Regions from separate parts of the Homo sapiens genome. Here region 1 is linked to region 2. A link is an interaction called in ENCODE POLR2A ChIA-PET data of the cell type or tissue named here. Cell type or tissue: GM12878. All regions are shown on one strand.

Region 1 (2,500 bases), 99 kb before region 2:
TCTTGCTGTGCTGCCCAGGCTAGGCTCAAACTCCTGGGCTCCTGTGATTCCCCCAGCCTCAGCCTACCAAAGTGCTGGGATTACAGGTGTGGGTTACTGTGCCCAACTGATTACTCAAAATTTTACATTTGGCTAAACTAAAGCAATTTTCTCTTTGTGTGTGACCTGACTGATTTTTTTCCTCCAGTAGGGGTCTTTGACCCTTGCTAGATTATATGGAATTACTGAAAGTTTCCTTTGAAAGTGTAGTTGAGAAAAATGAGACCAAACTTTCTGCTGCCATAGTAAGTGACTACAGTTTATCTCTAGAGCTCAGGGGTTGTGAGTTCCCTCATTGTGTTCTTGTGCTTTTCAGTATATAGAAAGATATTTCTTTATTCATTTTCTTGAATTCCTTTTACATACATAAAATACTTTGCATTTATAGCATATGTTTTTTAGTACTTACTGTCATTGCCACCATAACTTTAAGTGTGATTCTTAAGATAGACATTGTCACAATTCTGTTACCTGAAACCTGTCCCTGACCAGCTTTGACCCTCGCCTTGCTGAGGTAAGGTTTATGATAGGGCCTGTGGTCCCTTCTGGCGCAAATGTTTCCTGTGAAGTGGCTTATGACTGGTTTTCCCTTGGATAGCTTACCCATTTGGATTGGTTCCTTTTTTTTTTTTTTTTTTTTTTAAAGACAGTTTTTTGCTCTTGTTGCCCAGGCTGGAGTGTAATGGTGCGATCTCAGCTTACCACAACCTCCGCCTCCCGGGTCGAAGCAATTCGCATGCCTTAGCCTCCCGAGTAGCTGGGATTACAGGCTTGCACCACCATGCCCGGCTAATTTTTTTTTTGTATATTTAGTAGAGATGGGGTTTCTCCATATTGGTCAGGCTGGTTTTGAACTCCTGATCTCAGGTGATCTGCCCACCTCGGCCTCCCAGAGTGCTGGGATTACAGGTGTGAGCCACCGCGCCCGGCCTTGGATTGGTTCTTAAATAGGAGAAGGTTCATGATGTGAGGACACAGGGTGAGGCAGACATCCCAGAGTAACCTTAAAGGACAGAATATTTTAAAAAATTTTAAAAAAAAGAACAGAGGGATAAGTACTTAGGACATGAGTAAGCCCTCAGTCTTACCCAAGCTTAGTGGCTTCATCCTGGTTTCTCAGTACACTGAGGCAGTAGGAGGTGATGGATTCTGCAGTTCTTAGAGTGCAAACTATTCATATTAATAATAGCCACCATTTCTTGGATGCCCTCTGTGTTGCAAGCACCATGTTAGATGCTTTAAAGATGTTATCTCATTTAATCCTTTCAACCCTGTGAGGTGGCAGGTATCATTTCCCTTTAGCAGATAAGACACCAGAGGTTAGAAACTTGTCCGAGGTCATACATTTAAGCTGAGATTCAAATCCACTGGTCCTGGCTCTCACCTGTTAGGTTGTTGCTCTCTGTTAACTAGCTATGTTCATTGCATTTCCCATTCTTTGGTCTTCTGCTAAGCTACAGATTTCACAGGACAACTGGGTTTTAAGCAGGCATCTTGAATCTGCATTATCAGGATTTTGTTAAGTTTCGACTTACTGTGGAAGTTGGTTACAGCTCTACCTTAGGTTCCTGTGTTTGAGGAAGTTGAAGTCATCTTCAGCCCTGTGCCAGTTAACTCCTGAAGCTAGATATTTTGTGACGCCCTCTGAATCTGCCCTCTTTGCTGTCTGAAATGAGTTGGGAGGGCATCCCTTGGGAGTTTTTTTCCTTTCCCCTTTCTCCTGCTCAGGTTTCAGGCAGCCTGCCCTACCAAGAGTTCCCCAGGAGCTGGTTCTTTCCATTGCCCTTTGCCTAGAGTGCTGTTCCCCCACCAGTGCTGCATGTACCTATCTTCTCAGGAGTTAGTCAAGGCCCAGCTGAAAGCTTCCTTGAGCCCTTGGCTGGCTTGCACTCTTTTCTCTGCTCTTGGGACCTGCTCCTGTATCCGTGTGAGCCTAGGATTTCTGTCTTCAGCCTTCTGCTGGATTATATGCTGCTTGAGGGCAAGCACTGTGTCCTAGTTTCCTTATAGTTCCCAAAGTGCTTGGCACACTTGGTAAATATTTGGATAAGTACACCAGTCTCTAAGGCTGAAAGGGCTTTTATTCATGTTCCACGAGTCTATCTCACCTTGTTTAGATTTAACAAAAGTTGTTGGGGTGTATTCTGTGTTTTAACAGAAAGCTAAAATACCCTTAAGCCAGTGATTAATCTGTGGGGTGATTAGTAAAGCTTTTGCCTCCAATTTTGTCTGAGTTAGGGTTAAGCAATGTTCCTGAGTCCCCTCCTTCTGTTCTACTTTTGTTCTGCTCTGTGTGGTAAAGAGTGGTAGAGTATCATGTCAGAGAGCTGTTTTGACAAGTTTATATTGCATGTCTTAGCTACAGGCACCATGTGTAGTTTGCCCATCCACACAGGAAGGATGTTGCAGATTTCCCAGAACTTTGAGGGTGACCTCCAATAATTTGGGATGGGGGGCTTTG
Region 2 (2,500 bases):
AGCTACTCAGGAGGCTGAGACAGGAGAGGTTGCAGTGAGCTGAGATCGTGCCATTGCACTCCAGCCTGGGCAACAAGAGCAAGACTCTGTCTCAAAAAAAAAAAAAACAGACTTGGATATATTTAAGAATTTAGTAGATGATCGGCTGGGCAGGGTGGCTCACGCCTGTAATCTCTGCACTTTGGGAGGCTGAGGTTGGTGGATCACCTGAGGTCAGGAGTTCGAGACCAGCCTGGCCAACATGATGAAACCCCGTCTCTACTAAAAAAAATACAAAAAATTAGCTGGGCGTGGTGGCGCATGCCTGTCATCCCAGCTACTTGGGAGGCTGAGGCAGGATAATCACTGGAACCCGGGAGGCGAAGGTTGCAGTGAGCTGAGATCGAGCCACTGCACTCCAGCCTGGGCAACAAGAGCAAAACTCCATCTCAAAAAGTAAAAAAAAAAAAAAAAGAATTTAGCATATGATTACATGGCATTTTAAATCAACACGGGAAAAAGTGGACTTTTCAGTGACTAGAGTTGTGATAGTTGGTTGACTAGCTGGAAAGAAAGTTAAGCTACGTTCCAATCTCATGTCCTACCCGCAAAATGAACTCCAATGAATTAAAGACTTAAATGTGAAAAAGTAGGGCTACGTAAGTACTAAAAAATAAAAGTGGACATACATAATTGGATGACGAAGTCATTATAAACTAACACTTATAAAAGCCACATTTTATAAAGGAAGATAATCAGATTAGACAACATAAAAATGTTAAGCTTATCTACAGTTAAAATAAACCTTAAATAATGTTCAAAATTTAGACAAATGACTAACTGGGAAAAATATGTTTGTAACATATAGGACAGACATTAGGTTAATATCCTCATAAATACATGAAGAGCTTTGATTAATCAATTGAAAAATGATCAATTAAAAATTAGAAAAATATTAAAAGACATGTTCAAGTGGTTCACAAGAGATATTAATGGCCAATAAATGTGAAAAGATGTTCAACCTCACTAATAAAGACATGCAAATGATTTAACATTTTTTTATTTACCGTATCTGCGAAAGTTAAAAAAAAGTATGATAAAACCCAGTAGGGCTTCTCACAGATCCATCTCCGCCAAGCTTGTTATATTGGAGGTGAGAACTTCTTACTGTTTTTTGCTTTTTTTATTTTTTATTTTTTTATTTTTTGAGATAGAGTCTCACTCCGTTGCCCAGGCTGGAGTGCAGTGGCATGATCTCTGCTCACTGCAACCTTCACCTCCCAGGTTCAAGCGATTCTCCTGCCTCAGCCTCCCAAGTAGCTGGTATTACAGAGGTATGTGCCACCAGGTCTGGCTAATTTTTTGTTGTTATTGTATTTTTTAGTAGATACGGGGTTTCACCATTTTGGTCAGGCCGGTCTCAAACTCTGACTAGTGCTAGGATTACAGGTGTGAGCCACCATGCCCAGCATGTTTTTTGCTTTTTTTTTTTTTTTTAATAACAACTTTATTGAGCTATAAATTTACATATTATCTCCTGGTTTTTTTTACATGCTAAAAATGAGCTAATTTTTATTGGCTAAGCTATTGTCTTTAGTGAGACAGTTTAGTAATACCAGCAATAATGTAAAGGCATTGTTTTTTTTATTTACTTATTTAGAGACAGGGTCTCACTCTGTTGCCTGGGCTGGAGTGCAGTTGTGTGATCACTGCTCACTGCATCCTTGACCTCTTGGGCTCAAGCAGTCCTCCCACCTCAGCTTCTCAAGTAGCTAGGACTACAGATGTATACCACCAGGCCAGCTAATTTTTTATTTTTTGTAGAGACAGGGTTTTGCCATGTTGCCCAGCTGGTCTTGAACACCTGGACTCAAGCGATCTGCCTACTTCTGCCTCCCAGAGTGCTGGCATTACAGGTGTGATCCACCGTGCCTGGCCAGCATTGTTATTTTTAGAGTTTACTTAGTAGTATCTCTGCACTTTATAAGCAGGCAGTTTTCTTTTTTTTCATCTTCTGAGGCCAGAGAATCTTAAAATCATTCTTTGGGAGATTACTTATACAAGGAAAAAACCTGGAAGCAACCTAAATGTCTAGTGATAGGGGATTTATTGAATAAATCATAATATAATCTTAGAATATTATATAGTTATTTAAAGTGATGATAAAGAATGAAAATTATTGATATGGAAAGATTAATGTATAGTGTGCCAGTGAGAAAAGCAGATTATAAAACTGTAGAGTATGATCTTGTTTTTGTATGCATATTACATATGCATTTGTACAAGTTAATGCCTAGAACATTTTTCAATGCTTATTGAAAATAATTAGATTTTTTTCTATAAAATAGAATGTTGAGACGTCTGGGTATTGGGATTTCAGGTTATTTGATCTTATTATTTTTAAACAGCCTTATTAAGGTATAGTCAAAGGATTTTAGTATATTCATAGAGTTGTGCTTCAGTCATCACAATTTTAGAACATTTTTATTATCCCCAGCCCAGGCTGTAGTGCAGTGATGCA

Evidence for each region. Peaks named below come from ENCODE experiments on the same cell type or tissue, not always from the same donor. Only the 100,000 strongest peaks of a DNase experiment are listed, where the experiment ranks them.
Region 1: POLR2A ChIA-PET joins it to region 2 with 5 read pairs; 7 of 35 experiments call an interaction of 5 or more read pairs at or near these places.

The regions. Positions count from the first base shown.
Region 1 is chr15:84,986,807-84,989,306 of GRCh38, forward strand. All of the region lies in intron 1 of PDE8A (phosphodiesterase 8A), which reads left to right. Among named protein-coding and RNA genes, the nearest start is that of PDE8A, 6.2 kb to the left of the region's middle. RefSeq lists enhancers at 1,122-1,211, 1,242-1,331. In GM12878, no CTCF peak of the experiment used is centred here; a DNase peak (open chromatin) is centred at 1,499; H3K4me3 peaks cover 644 bases; H3K27ac peaks cover 1,795 bases.
Region 2 is chr15:85,085,583-85,088,082 of GRCh38, forward strand. The region is part of intron 6 of PDE8A (phosphodiesterase 8A); the gene reads left to right. Among named protein-coding and RNA genes, the nearest start is that of PDE8A, 100 kb to the left of the region's middle. In GM12878, no CTCF peak of the experiment used is centred here; no DNase peak of the experiment used is centred here.